Regions from separate parts of the Homo sapiens genome. Here region 2 is linked to region 1. The links are chromatin loops, found by intact Hi-C in ENCODE. Cell type or tissue: dorsolateral prefrontal cortex. All regions are shown on one strand.

What was found. Hi-C counts contacts between places; a loop is a spot of excess contacts. Peaks named below come from ENCODE experiments on the same cell type or tissue, not always from the same donor. Only the 100,000 strongest peaks of a DNase experiment are listed, where the experiment ranks them.
Region 2: it touches region 1 in a loop (7-fold over the local background); 2 of 110 quality-filtered maps call a loop at or near these places.

Annotation. Positions count from the first base shown.
Region 1 is chr3:181,449,982-181,457,981 of GRCh38, reverse strand. The region is part of intron 3 of SOX2-OT (SOX2 overlapping transcript); the gene reads right to left. Among named protein-coding and RNA genes, the nearest start is that of SOX2, 260 kb to the left of the region's middle. RefSeq lists an enhancer at 2,982-3,483. In dorsolateral prefrontal cortex, a CTCF peak has its summit at 3,452; DNase peaks (open chromatin) are centred at 601 and 3,021; H3K4me3 peaks cover 3,231 bases; H3K27ac peaks cover 5,091 bases.
Region 2 is chr3:181,607,734-181,615,733 of GRCh38, reverse strand. It overlaps SOX2-OT (SOX2 overlapping transcript), which reads right to left. Exons shown (of 7, transcript NR_075092.1): 5 at 4,805-4,873. Among named protein-coding and RNA genes, the nearest start is that of SOX2, 100 kb to the left of the region's middle. In dorsolateral prefrontal cortex, no CTCF peak of the experiment used is centred here; no DNase peak of the experiment used is centred here; H3K4me3 peaks cover 6,792 bases; H3K27ac peaks cover 6,891 bases.

The sequences.
Region 1 (8,000 bases):
CATGTAGGTCTCGACTTTTCATAGCAGCTCTTAAATGTGTATTCGGAAACTACAAAGTGCTGAATATATTTTCAGCCTTTTTGTACTACGATTTACAACTAATGACCTTAAGCAATGTCATGCATGTAAAACAAAATTATGAGACCACCCTGGTTTAGAGCCGAATAAAAGTATAGAATCAAACTTCATTATCATTCAAATTTAATAGGGGAGAAGAACAACAATAAAAAAAATCCATAGTAATATAGATAAATCTGTTTTGCAGTTTTACTTTGTAAAAATGTCCTCCTTTGCTTGTATTTTGCTATTACCAGCTCAGGGTAAGTAGACAATTATTTAAGCTTAATACCAAAAGTAATAATGCACTGTACACATTCAAAATCCTTGTTTCGCATCAGCCAGTGCCTATGGGGATAAAACATCTATCAGTTGTTCCTTAGCGTAATAGCGAGTTTGAAAATTTGACCGCCCAGGCCGACATTAGTGAAATCATAGTTTTAGCTTGATTCAGAACCCAACACAGGAAATCTTGATACTGGGATGACTCCATTGGCAGCGTGCCTCCTGATGCCCACAAGAACTGCGGGCTACTTTCTGTCCCACTACTTCCCATGAAAGAAGTCCTTTTACTTCCCTGCTGTAGTTGGCACACTGCCCTTTTCACGGACCCAACGAACCGTCATCTTGGATGTAACAAATTAGTACATTCTCAGAATAATAATAAGTGCAGGCATGAAAACACTATTGTTTTTATTTGGAAATGAAGTAACTCATTTTAGCTGGGTGACTTTTTCAGTGTAGCACCATAGGCCAAAAAAGAAAAAATCTTTTCTGAAAAGAATGGTCAATTTCAGGAGAGACATGACACATCATTTGCTGTAAAAATCAGATAAAGGGAAAAGAATAGAAAAAAAAATGGCATTTGTTGTAGAGTAGTTAAAAGAAAATAGGAGGTTCAAGGGAAGTACAAATGTAAAACAAATAATGTATCCATTTCAAAGTACAATTAGAGAAATAAGATTGGAAATAAGTACTATATGGAGTTGATTTTTGATATCAGATTAAAAATCTATTAACTGATTTTTCTGCTTGTAACTGCAAAAAATATAACTAAAATTTTTTAAAAAAGATCTTCAGGTATATTAGAAAAATAGTTAAGTGTAGAGAATGTTAAAACACTAGAGAATAACACAAACATGTTTTTATATGTTAATGATCACGTCAAAATTTACTTTCAGTTTTCAAAAAGATTTCTTTCACCACTACATGTGTGTAAGCATATGCCCGTGCATTTCCAGCCTTAGGATTATTTTTTTTACTAACTATGTTAATAGGAAAAGAAAAAAGTTAATATTAGCAAATTTGCATATAAGTCAAATTTACTTCAAAGCAGAGCCATAAAATTTATATAAAATACTTTTTCTTATTATTCTGGAAGGGCCATCATCACCTTTCAATGCCAAGAACTCTGAAAACTATAGAAACTATTGTAATGATAGTCTTTATGACAGCTTCAACTGAGATTTGAATAGCAAGCACACTTTTAAGTAGACAATAAGATGAAATTAGAACTGCCAAGAAGTATGAAATAGTAACCAAATAAATATATTTTTTCAATATTCCAGACATTGTCCAATGTAGATGTCAGCTCAAAATTATAGTCTAAAAATCAAAACAATCATTCATATACTTTCTCTTTGCTCTAGACCTGATCCTTTAAAACAAATTATGATATTTTATGTAAAAATGTACCACAAATTTACTAAACTTTCTGGTTCAAATGAGTTCAAGAATATCTCATTATAAATGGAGACAGTCCTGAAAAGGCAGCCAAGCATGACTAAAAAGATCACTCTTTTACACAAAAAATAGCCTTCTTATTTTACCCTTTGTTGAAAAGACATTTGGCCAGCCACAGGGGAAATACATAATCTACTTTTATATTCAAATAATTTATTTGAAAACTCTATGGCTACAATGACCCTAAAACAATTCTGGATTGAATATACATATGACATGGGTTTATGTGATCTTAATCATTGACTTGTTTTCATGTGTTGGCAATGATTTTGGCAATTCTTTTTTAAAAAAGAAAAACACATTCATATCCTTTATAAAAATTACCATTAAGTAAAATTATATCTGAAATGAAATAAGATGGTATTAATGTGGTATAGTTCTGTAAATAATTTTATGCATACAGTCAAGTTTGAATATTGCAGTTCTTTTCACACAACCATCTATCAATTTAATCTAATATACATTCCAACACACAATCTCTCTGGTAACAACATGTCAAAAATTATGCCATCATAATTTGCCTTTTTGTAAAGACAAGAAGCAAAACTTGAACATTTCAAGATTTTAAAAACCTGCCTCCACATAGATTTGCTCCTTTCAATTCTGTGAATTTTTATTTCAGTGTTTTGACAATAAGGTTGATTTTATGAACTCTAAGCTATGGTGAACTTCACTATGAGATATCTTCCCCACCCCCACCCCAAGAGCCAAAAACGCCAGCAGTAAATGATGTTTGTCCATTTACTTTAAGTAAGACACTGTTTCTTTCATTCAGTTGCTCAATATCCAAGATTATATAACAGCAGAGAATAGCATACACTGAGGAGGAAAAGCTTAAAGCAATTAGTTTTCTCCTAAGTACTTTAGCCCTCCTTATTTAGGTTTTTAAAAAACAGGCAATCATATAATGAATTTCAAGCAGCCATACAAAGCACTTTAAAAACTGTTTCTACAGTCTTAATTTCCTTTCATCATTGTACACATAAAAAAGAGGAAGCAGCTATCACATTCATGTCCTAAAATTGATCACTCAGATACTTGGGAAAGTTTTCTATGCTGTCCACCCATGCTTTTTTTTTTTTTCCTGATTTGTCAAGGTACAAATGAAATATTTCCAGCTCTGATAAAGAAGACCAAAATGTAAAATGTCGACTTGTCTTGCACATTCTGGGTGCCTCCCTAGACTCTGCCACTCTCCCAGCAGAGCGGAATGAATATCTGGGCTAACCACACATTTCAGGACAAAGGAACTAATTCATGGGGGAGGGGAGACCACACACCATTTATAAGGTTTGTTCAGTTTACAAGAAAACTATTGTCAATGCTTTGTTGATTCATTATGAAAGACCCTGCGTGACAAAAAAACAAGTGACCACCTCCTTGCTGAGTTTCACCAGCATACTCCCTGCATTCAAGAGCAGCCCAGGATCTCCTGCGCTAATTGTTATTTAAAGAAACTGCAACTGTAGGTACATGAGATAGCTCTGATCACAGATAGAGCCATCAGGTTGAAGATTTGATGAAACTGGCTCTGGTACCCAAAAGATCGCACACAATAGCACAGTGCTTGCTATTGCTGTCAAAACTCTGATGTGAAGAACCAAATTCCACTAGAGGGAGTGAAAAGAGCCCGGAAGGATCATAGAGATGCTGACTCTATGCAGGGTCCCACCACTAGGACATTTTAGTCACTACGAAATCTTCTTGTCTCCCCACCTACAAAATGGGACTAAAATATAAAATATTTTTTAAAGGAAAATCACCTTAAAATCCTTTGTTGGAAAATGCTATACAGTGCACAAGTATTATCTTCATCATCCATTGAACCTTTGTACTTTTTTCTCTGTCCTGAGGGAAATAATAAATTGACATATTTTCTATCATCAGAGACCCTTTTAAGACCACAATGTGATTGCGCTCCAGTATAGCTCACACTTATCCCCATTAAAAACACACAAAGGGGTGAAAGCAGGGAAAGAAATAGGTAGGCATAAAGGGCAGCTCAGATATACTGTTGTACAACATGGGCGCTCTCTCCTAACCTGCCCCAGCCTCTAAGATGGGGAATGAACCACCGCACAAAGAAGTCTGCAAACGGGCCCTGCATAAGTTCCAGTTGAAACTGGCTGCTCTGTGGGTAAAAGCACACAGGTTGCTCTCCCGAGTGGCCATTTGATTGCAGATCAGCTACGTGTTCTTCTACTGCTCCAACAACCCTGAATGGCGCCCTGTATCTTTTTAAGTGGTTGGTTTCGTTGGAAACATGGGACAGAAATCTGTTCCTCTTTGTGGCACTCACATAGTAGCATTGTAGGTTTTTCTGTTTTTTTCTCCTTCTTCTTTCTTCTATAAGGAATAAAGGCTCTTAAAAAATAAACCCAGACCTCCATTAAGACAAGTTTCTCGGTGGCCTGGGAGAGGGGAGAATCCTTCCACTTCACATTCCTGCTCCTTCAGTTTGATCAGCTACGAGATTTCTCCAGGCCACCAAGTAGTTCTAAGAAGAGAATAAAAGTGTTCCAAGGTGGTGGGGAAGCTGGCACTCTTATACATTGCTGATGGAATGTTATTTGGTAAAACTCTGTGGAGGGCAATTTGGCAATTTCTCCCCAAGCCCTACTCTCAGGGGTTTATCCTATAGCTCTGGTCCTGCATGCATGAAATGGCTTATGTATAAGGTTGTTTACTGTAGTACTGTTTGCAATAGCAAAAGATTGGAAGCACCTTAAATACCCATCAATATCCATCAGTAGGGCTGGTTATATTATGATGCTAGGATACAAGGAAATAGGAATGAGGAATTGATATAAAATGATTTCCAAATATAATGTTATGAGGAATAAAGAGTATGAGCTGTATGAGACTCCTTGTGTTAAAGAAGGGAAGGAAAGATTTACATACATTCCTTGTGGGCCCCATGAAAGCAGGGTTCACGCTTGTTTTCATTACTCTTCTGTCTTTAGGGACAGGAAATACTTTGTTTCAGATGAGGAAAGGTCTTAAAATCAGTTTCAATAAATGAAGGAGAGCAGGAGAGTCAAGAATAGATTAAAAAAACAAATTTAAAAAATCTATAGTCAAAGTTATATACAGAACTTGATAGAAAATTTCATGAATACTAGAAAATATTAACAATGGAATTGAGAGTGACTTTTCTCCTGCTGCTTTATCTTTTCATCTATCAATTTTTTCTATGAGGATGCATGTATTTAAGAATTTAGTAACAAAACAAAATGCCACATTGAACTTAAATAGAATCAGTTGTACTTGGTGACTCTTTGAATGCTTGGTTTGGAAGAGGAGGGAAGCAAGGATGGTTCTGAGATCTCCAGCTTAGAAATCTAAGTGGATGGTGTTGAGGTTAACCAAGATAAAGACTTGAGAAGGCTGATAAGGAGAAAGGCAGTGAGCTTCACTATTAAACGTTCCTCAGGGTTCAGGCTGTGAGCTTACCTTAGGGCACCCTGAGAAATCTTTCCAGGCTCCAGTAACCTCTCTATACCCAGTCTACTGTAAAGAATGTCCAGTCATACTTCTACTAAGGGATCATCTGGGAGCTGCCCTTAAGACACAGTCAACCACATTGTTCTTTTATATTTATTTTATTTTTATTTATTTATTCATTTATTTCTTGAGACAAGGTCTCACTATGTTGCTGAGTGTTGAACTCTCGGCCTCAAGTGATCTTCCTGCCTTGGCCTCCCAAAGTGCTAGGATTACAGGCATAAGCCATCACACCCAGCTCATATTTTCTAAAGAAACATAAATTATGCAAAGCATTGTTGACTTTCACTAGTGTTGTTTCTAGCGATATGCAAATAAATGCACTTGTGTAGGACAAAAATTCCTGCACATACTAACTGATTACATAGAAACAGCTGAGGTTAAAAAAGGTGGTGCAAAGCAAAGTTGAGACCCTCTATTTGGCACCCTCAAGGGCCCCTTCCTTATTGATTCCCCAGGGTTACGAGGATATTCGCTGCTATTACCAACTTTGCAACCTGAAGCCCATCCTGCATGTGTTATCCATCAGGCCTCTGCTCCCCAGAGCCTCTCCCTTTTTTTTCCCCCATGTAGGATTCTCTCTTCCCATCTCCAACTCTAGCTTTGCCCTTTGTGCTGAGATTCAGCTCACTAAAGTCTATTTGGCACTGATCCTGTGCCATGTGCTATGTGAGTCCCTGGGACTCAATAGTGAAGAGGACATTGTTTCTGCCATCAACGTGTTGCCATTTTGGTGTGGTGCTGTGACGGGGCAAATACATGGGCTACGGGGCATCTTATACAGAACAGACTTGCTGGCAGAGATGGCATCTGCAGTGAGCCTGGAGAATGCCTAGGAGTTAACCAGGTAAGCAGGGTTGGAACGGTCAGAGTAGAGAAGAACGTTCCAGGTTGAGGAGAGGGTTGGGTAGTGGTTCAGTACTGCTACATACATGTTTCATGTTATTAAACTTGTGGTTTTTGATAGTTTGTGGGTCTATTTTAGTTAATATTAATTATTACTGGAATCAACCCCACTTTTCCTAAAGCCCTAGGAGTATTTTTTAAGCACATGGGATGTTACACAAATTTGAAAATGATAGAATATACTATTTTCATCTCTATTTCAAAATCTCTGATGGGGAAGCATAATAGAATTCCCTACTTCTCGGAAAAATGTAATGGATACTCAGGATTTTGTCCAGTAGAGGGATTCCCAAAGAGTCCCCAGGACTTAATGGACCCCCCAGAAAAATAGAACTATTCAAATGGATTAGGAAGTCTTGCCTTCTCTATTGCCCTCTTATAGCTCTACCAATATATTGGCTATTAAAGGCTTATAAGAGTTCTACAATAAAAATCTTGTTTAATTTTGTTTAAACCAGAGTTTTCTACTTTTATTTTGCTTTATGACCCTCTTTCTCCTTTTTAGACAGTTCCATTATTATTTCAAGAAACTACTGATTCATGGAGCACAGTTTGATACTGATCTGGTGATGAATTCCCTTAAAAACAACATCCTTTCTGTTATTGTTATTACTGTTGCTATTTAATGAGTACTTGAAATATACCAAGCACTTTGTTAAGTGCTTTATTAAAATGATTTTATTTAATCCTCACTGTAACTCTATGACATATCACTGTAATCTTCACTTTACAGTTGGGGAAAATGAGGCCTTGAGAAATTAAGAAACCTTCCTAAAGTCAAACCACCAATAAGTGGCAGAGTTGGGATTCAACAATTTCTGTCTGACTCTAGAGACGTGAACTCCTCTTCTTGCCTGAGCCGTAGAAAAGTGTTTCTTGATGGTGTCTAAATCTATCTTTGGACCAGACTTTTAAAGGGTAGAACAATCATATTATGGAGGGCTGTGAAGAGCAAGGAGCAGAGGAAAAGGTAACTCAGGGTAGAAAGAACAGGTGCCACTTACACATTGCTTCTTCCCACCTGGCACTTCTCTCTTAGGTATTGTATGGTCTCTTAAAATGAGCCTCAGTTTCCTCATCTGATTAATGGACATATTGATACATCTCAGGATTGTGGTAAGGCTTGAAGTTAAAATCTGCAAGGTGCTTATAGTACAATGCTTCAGCATGCTGATCTGAGGTACTAGTGCCTGTCACATGCAAGACACTAAGTAATGCTGATTATGTGACCTTGGACAAGTTTCTAAACCTCGCCATGTCTTTAGTTTCTTCACAGGTATAATGGGGATAATAATGTTACCTACATCATGGTGGTCACTGTGAATATATGACAAGTTAACACTTAGGGCACATAGTAAGCACTGAATGGGTTTGCCATTTTTATTATTTACCTACACATGACTAACACTATGGAGCAGCTTCAGAGAACACACCCAGAATCCTGTCACCAGAATGAATGGCACCACACTTTCCAACTCCAAAGATTCTATTGTCTACAAGCACACTATCACTCTTTCATCCACACAATTGTCATATGCTTCAAAAATATACCTAGACTACAAGTGCTAGTAACTCTTGAGCAAAGTTCCTTAAAATTTAAGGGACGATGATTTTGTAAAGAATAATTAATTCCTTTTTTCAGTGAATACTGATTTGGCTTGACCACAGGTGGCCTATGAAGTTGTATAAATGGCCTGTTACCACTGCCACAGTTGCTTTCTACATTGCCCAACCAAAAGAGAATGAAGAAACAATCTAATTGCTTCACCATCTCTGCCCTGATAAAAGGT
Region 2 (8,000 bases), 160 kb before region 1:
AGAGAAGGATGGATAGATAGTCAGAAGCAATATGTCCTGACAGAGGTAGGACCCATGGTTACCATCAAATAAGGTCTTCTGCTGACGCTTGAAAGGAATCTTCTTATATGGAAGGTAACATCAACAGCTAAGATGCCACAATAGGAGGGAAGACCAGAAAATGCATTTTCTTTTCTTTTTTCCTTCCTCCTTTCCTCTCCTTTTCTTCTCTCCTTCTCTTTCTATCTCCTTCCCTTCTAAGCAATAGAAGCCCATCTTTGAATTGCTAGAGAACTATCATAGAATCAATTGCTGATACATACGTAGCTTTCAAAGAAATATTATTTCTATCTCTATTCAAAGACCAGACCACTGAACTGATGGAGTTTTTCCCCCTTTCCCTCTTCTCTCATTTCAGAATGAGGAAAAACAACAACAAAAAACATAGCCAGATAAGCTATAAGTGTTAGAAACAGCTAATATTGCTTGTGCTTCCTGTATTCATTCATTCCTTTCTTTCCTTTTCCCTCTCTCCCTCCCTCCCTTCCTCCCTCCCTTCCTTCCTTCCTTCCCTCCATCCCTCCCTCCCTCCTTTTTTGTTTCCTCCCTTTCTTGCTTTCTTCTTTTCTTTCTTCCCTTCTTCTGACTTTCACATTAGAGCACTTTCAGTGACTTCTTTCCCAGACTGTAAACTCTGTAAGGTCAGGGGTTCTGACTGATTTACTCATTACTGTATTCCCAGCACTTAGCCCATGCCTAAATATTTGTTGAGTGATTGAATTAATGAGATTTACTACCATAAGATAAAGATAAAAGATTTGTAAACACAGAGCCAGTGAACATAAATAGTATAAACATCACTTTATAGATCTTTTTTAATCTGCAAAGGTTGGATTAGAGGAAAATTTCCTAAAATGTGTTAAAAATATTAGCTCTGAAGAATAAAAATAGACTTTTTGGCAAAATAGGTTGGGGGAAACCTATGGAAAAATAGTTTGGGATACACTATATTATACAAGGTTCAAAGAGATCTTTATGATTTACCAGAGTTTTTCAAGTACAAATTTTCATTGTGAATTTCTTAGAGAAGGACATAAATTATTTGACCGTGTTATTTTTTTTTTAGCTGGCATAGCTTATAGGGATGGTATTCCATAAAACATGTTTTGAAAAATTAGCATCTTAATTCAGTTTTTTAAAAAAAATTTCTTTCTTTTGGATTTAAGTACTAATTATTTTTCTACTGTAAAAAATACCACTTAAGTTAACATTACTGAACTATACCGTTAAAAATGGTGAGGGTAGTAAATTTTATTTTTTTACCACAATTAGAAATACCATTAAGAAACCTCCAAAATATTACTTTACTAAGAAGTAAGAGGAATCAATCTTTTACCTAACAGCTACAACAATGCAGCCAGAATGAATAATATTGCCAAATAAAGGGCTTGATTTTGGTCTATAATGTTAAAAAATTCCATTTACCACCTAGATACTATATCTTCAGGAAGCATCCTGATTTTAAACATATGGCTGTGAATCTCTTGGTGTGAGCTTTTAGCAATATAGTTTAGGAGGCCTGGACATACAGAGCCATGACTGTGTCTGGTTAGGAGAGTAAGCCTGGGACCAGGAGACAAGAAACTGGGTGATAAAATTGACACTGTCACTCACTCAGTGTACAACCTTGAGTAAACCCTGCTTTCCTTTTCTATAAGATAGCCTCAGTCAGTAATGTTTCACTTTTTCTTTCTAGCATGGGATTTTCATGAGTAAATCTTAATGGAACTCTAATATACACAGCAGATAATAGCAGAGGTACTCTGGTCTCAGTGGGGCAGGAGGCTGCTTGGTTCTTTCCAAGTCTTACTCCTGCTTCTAGGAGTTAAGACTGAAATAGAAAAGAATGTTTGTGTCCGTTATAAAGCTTGTGAGCCCCTGTAACTTCATACAGACCCACACAGTATACAGCTGTTAAAGAATATTGAACGCTGCCACACTGCATGTGGTGAACACCTTTTGAATTTCAACATATATTTTAGATTAAAAAATAAGAAAAAAAACACCAGAAAGTACCCTTCCCTCAGTCACTTTATGTATACATTTTAACATATAAGCTTGATGGCAAATTAAAATCGAATGCAAATATTTTTCCTGAAAAGTTGCCCATTTATATAGTTTTCTTAGACTCTCTTAGTTTTTAATGGGAAGGCTTTCCTAATAACAAAAAGTGTTAATTACATAAATATGCGTGTTCTTTTCAAAGCCTTACACTATATTATGGATAATAAACAATAGAGAAATAAATACAAAACTGTTTCAACAGAAACACTGCTTCTTGAACAGCCTTTAACATTATGACATGTTTACTGGGAAAATGCATTACTCATGACAGGGTTACAAAAGCAATATTAACCTTCTTGAAATGTAACAGCAAAAAGTCAGATGTAAAAATCAGTACCAGGCATGGTAATGTAACTACTTTTGTTAAGATTATACATAGAAATAAAGCAGATATTTAAAGCTACATTAAGGTGTAGATAAATAAAGGATCCTTTAGAAGATTCACAACACACATCACAACTAAATTCATGATGCAGATTGTCCTAAAGATAGCATTCTTGGAGATGAAAACCCTGTGCTTTCTTTTGATTGTTTTTCTTTTGGGCACTGCTGCTTTTGCAATTTTGTGCAGGGTGTCAGACATTAAACTTGTCCTTAAAGCAAATTAAAAAAAATAAGATAGACATAATCTATCTTTTGGGATAGGCACTTGTTATATCGACAAATTACCAAACACTTTCACTATATCTGATATGACTAATGAGTCGTTGTAATCTATAATCAAAAAGAATGTTTGCTTCTGTAAAAAATAAGAATTTACCCCAAACAACCTTTCATAATAAGCAAAGAACTCCAAAGTAATGGTTTAAAATGTCTGATGAAATACACACTATAAAATCGCACTTACCATCAAATGCAAGTTAGATTTACAAAATAATTTTTCATCAAATTTATTTTGTTGCTATTGTTTTATCGTAAGACCCATTACTTGTCTAGTCATGTAGTGTTGATGTTTAAAAGGGATTCATGTTTTAAAATAATCCTAAAATATTTCATTAAAATCTGTTAGGGAATTTTTCTTATTCTGGAGAATGTTAGCTTGAGGCTTATTTAAAAAATAAAGGTCAAAAGTCAGAAAGGATAATAGCTGATGGTTTTGATAATGCTAATTATATATTACTGAGAATAAAGGTAGAAAGGGAAATATGAATACTAAAGAAAGATAAACATCCCAATGCTGGATTTTTAAAAAACAATGAAAAACCCTTAAAATGTCTTTGTATGTCACTGTCATAATTCAAAGACATAATGAAGCCTGAATTAAAAATGTCAGTTTCTGTGAGTGTTGATAACTTGGTTCTTTGTTGGGCAAGTCAAAATGTGTCTGTTTGATAGGCAAAAATGACAGACTAAAAATGGGAGAAGTTGAATCTAAAAAAAGAAACACACACACACGAACACACATGAACACACACACACACACACACACACACACACACACACACGCACGACTTTTAAAAAAGGCCCATAATGTACTTGAAGGAGAAGACCTGTAGGGTAGGAGGCAATATCTTTAGGAAGTCACCAAGCAGCACTAAAAGGCAATGTCCATGGCCAATCAAAACGATTTCTGAGACTGCTGGGGCTCTTGCATCTCTGTCTTTACACTAGACTGGAAACCCTTTGTAGTAATTACCAGACTGTACCAGATTTTCTGGTTCAGTTCAATCTTATAATTGACTGACAGTGATGGGCCAGGAGGGGGAAAAATTCAGGCTCACCACTGCAAGCAGAGGATCAGAAATGGTTTCACAGAGAGCTAGTTACAGCCTGGCACTAAAAGCAGGGTTAAGCAAGCATCATCAGCAAGTTCTCCTAATTCCCAGGTTAGAAAGGAAGTTAGGAGGAAAAAACAACAATCCATGGGTGCTCTCATCTTACAGATCAATCCTTAGCATGCAACCATTTTACAAAAAATGAATGGAGAATAGCCTTAAGTGTAAATTGTAATTTTAGATGTCACTAAATTTTAGATGATTTTTATTTTGCTTTTGGGAAAAGATAAAGGTTTGTCTCCCAAACTCAAATACGGTCATCTTGCTTAAGTTAAGGAGACTTTTGTTCTATTTATACTAAGGAAGAAAAACAATGCTGCTATTTCATTCCTAGGGCTCAAAAATAATTGAAGTGCAAGGCATATTTCGCCTATGATATGTTACATAATCAAAGTTAATTTGAAAGCACTTAACATCAAAATTCTCACATCCTTTCCTTATTTGTAATTCACTGATTTGGATTTACTGTGTATCCATAGTTAGTAAATTGTTACCCATAAATCCATACTGTTTAAAAAGAAAAGATTGAATAATAATTTACATGAACTCAGAGTTAATGCATTAAAAAAATCGAACACGTTGAGCGCTGTATTAAAGACTCATTCGGCTGGCTACCATTTGTTATTTACTTAGAACTGTTCTCTACCCACTTTATTTCTAAACAAAAGAGCAACCATAGCTTTAGCTACACCAAACATTAAAAACGCAGGTGTCAGAATCAGGGTCAAAATGAGAACTCAGGCCATTTGGTAGGCAAGTGAGAATTATGTACTATCATGTTGAGGTCAATTGACTTGAAATTTAATCACAGTTTAAACCCCTTTTCTTTCCAGGCTAAAGAGTAAGCAACACCTGTGCCAGCAGCAGCTCACATTGCAGCTGACATAGCAGCTAGTTCAATTTTTAGTTACAAGTCAATTACTTACTGGAATAGAAAGAGAACATTTCATTCATTCCATGGATGGCCACTTTTCCGAAGAAACCTGTCAGGCTTTCTTTCTCCAAAAGAAGAAAAGAGAAAAAAAGTGAAAGTTAAAAATAAGTGATGTACTGCAAAGTTTTAGAGCTAGGCCAGTACACTACAGCAGAGAAGTTGTGCAAATAGCTTACCTTCCAAATACTGAACAGAGCTGTCTTGTAAGTGAGGCCTATCCCAGCTGATAAGTCCTGGGACTTTCCTTATCAGAGTATCAAAATTAGGTAAAATTATAATAGGTGATCTACACCTGAGAAGAGGGACCAGCTGACTGTATGAAAGGAAAGAGCAAATGAGTAAAATGTCTTCCCCCAGCTACAGTCAGCCCTGGTGCAAGGGGAGTTTTCAAATGCACTGGCTATAGACTTTTGTCCAAAGCTGTGGTTCTCTTTTTTTTCTTTTCTTTTTTTTTCTTTCTTTCTTTCTTTTCTTTCTTTCTTTTCTTTCTTTTTTTTTTTTTTTTTTTTTTTTTTAGAGAAGCTAGATTAGTTCATACAAAACTCAACAATACAGCACTGAAACCCATTGTTGATATTCAACATTTTTCACATAGCGGAACAGAATAGACAATACGGTATCTAGGAAACCATGGGCTGGATTACAAACTGATGATATCTCATCCTTCTGGGGGCCTGTAATCCTTTTTATTACCTACCACGGTAAAAAAAAAAAAAAAATCACTATGTGTGTGGGGAACTCTCTCAGAATAAATCAATAACATTGCCATTCTTAGGAAAATAGGATAAATTAAAATGAAATCTTGCTTACAGCACTAAGTCCCTAAGTGTGCCATTTGCCTTTTATGCAAGTTAATGATTTTTTAAATTGCTCTTATCTTAACCTTTATATAAACTTCCATAGGTTCAAAAAAATTAAATTATCTGTAAATATTTGCTTAAAAACAGTGTTCACAATTAGCTTGTATGTTCTATTTCTCATAATAAATACTTGGAAAGTTATTTATTTCAAAGTGTCCAAGATTAGAACCTAAGGCATGAGTGCAAAGTAATTTTCATTAATTTGTTTTAAATACATGTGTTGGGTTATTAGTAAACTATATTTATTCCTCCATTAGGAACACACTGAAATTCAAGGTCTTCTGGGCTTATTTACCTGATCTAATTAAATAAATAATTTTTACTTTTAAACTTTTCATTGTCTTTAAAATTTTTCATTTTTAAAATGCATTTCCTGATTATGCATAACTGCAAAGCCATCCTTTACAAAGAAGTTATGCCTATTAACCTTTTTGAAAATCTGGTCCAATCCCTTTTTAAAATGCAATCCAGTTCCCATACTTTTCTTATGCCTCCAAATGGTCTAGGTAGCCACAGAAGTGATTGTTCCTACCAGTTTCTTTTCATCACTTCTGCAATTGACCAATTGACAACTGATTGATGGTTATCTTTTCACTTCAACAATGAAAGAAATTACCATCACTATAGCTATGTACAGTAAATGCCTCCAGAGTAAATTGCATGATTCTAAAATTCTCCTTAGCTCACTTAGTAAAACATCAACACAAAAAAGTTTCTTTTTTGCGCCTCCTTTCCTGTACCACAGATTTGGCCTTTCCTGTCAACTGCAAAAAAAGAACTTGACAGCTTCTTTAAAAAGAGGAGTATAAAGGAACTTGAATAAAGGATGGCACTGGGCCTGTCTCAAGCAAGTGGCCATTCTTTTGCACTTGGAAAAAAATTAGGCATGTGAGCACAGATAAGCCCTATAAGAATACTCTAAGGACTATTCCTGGTGACCTTGAGATTCTCTTTCCTGCCTTAACCATTCCTGAACATTAGAGAAACAATATAGATTCTGAACATGGAGTTGCCAACTTATTTCAACTAGGATTTTTTTTATTGAAAGTGAAACATCCTTAAATTTTTTAACTTCCTTTTTTCTTTAGCATTGCGAAGACTCCCTTGCTCTAACAGTGCTCCAAAAAATGCTATTATGCAAGCGTCACATTCATTCATTACATGTTGATGGACAAGAGTTTAAATTCTACCCCAAATCTAAATTTACTGTAAATGTATATTTTATTCTTACATGAAAGCTCTGAATCTTGTCAAGGAAAGGTATTCAAATATCTTTCTTTCTATCCCTGTGCAATTAAAGTTATTTTTTCTAAGTGAAGTGAATATGCTGCTATAAAAGATTGGGCTGATTTACTGTCTTATTCTCCCACTCCAACTTTAAGATCACTTTTTTTTTTTTTTTGAGATGGATTTTCACCCTGTAGCCCAGGCTGGAAAGCAATGGTGTGATCTCGGCTCACTGCAACCTCCGCCTCCCAGGTTCAAGCAATTCTCTGCCTCAGCCTCCCGAGTAGCTGGGATTATAGGCACCTGCCACCACGCACGGCTAATTTTTGTATTTTTAGTAGAGATGGGGTTTCACTATCTTGGTCAGGCTGGTCTCGAACTCCTGACCTCGTGATCTGCCCACCTTGGTCTCCCAAAGTGCTGGGATTGCAGGCATGAGGCACCAGGCCCAGCCTAAGATCACACTTTTAAAGTGAAAAAAGAAAAAAAAAATAAACCTACGCAAACCTGAGTAGATGAGAAGGGTGATTTTTCCCTATTTCCCTTGATGTTTCAGGTCCATAAAATTTGTTCTACTGAATATTAAAAAAAAAATGAACTATAGTTTTATTGTCTAGAATTACTTGGCACAGTAAAACTTTTGCCACTTCATCAATATTATTAGGAATAAATAATTCTTATTCACTAATGACTCCATCTAAGATGGGCTAGTTTTCTGCTATTTCTGACCTCAGTTATTTAATCAAATAAGTTTTTATTAAGTACCAACTTTATGTTTTTTACACGGTAGGCTCTGTAGAATGCATGAGAAATATGAGACGAGATTCCGCCCAGCAGAAGTAGATAATTTCTTTGTGGAAACAAGATATACTGTGGGAAACAGATACTGAATGAAGATGCACATATTATGTAGATACATATACCTGAAATATTATATATTTTCACATACTTGGCATAAAGATGATGCTAAATTTTATTCACTTAAAAATGATTCATAATCTTTCCCATTACCTTTGCAATATTTGTCAGTGATATTATTATTCAAATATCCCAGGTGACATTCATGAAATATCACATTTATATCTATAGTTGATCTCTAAA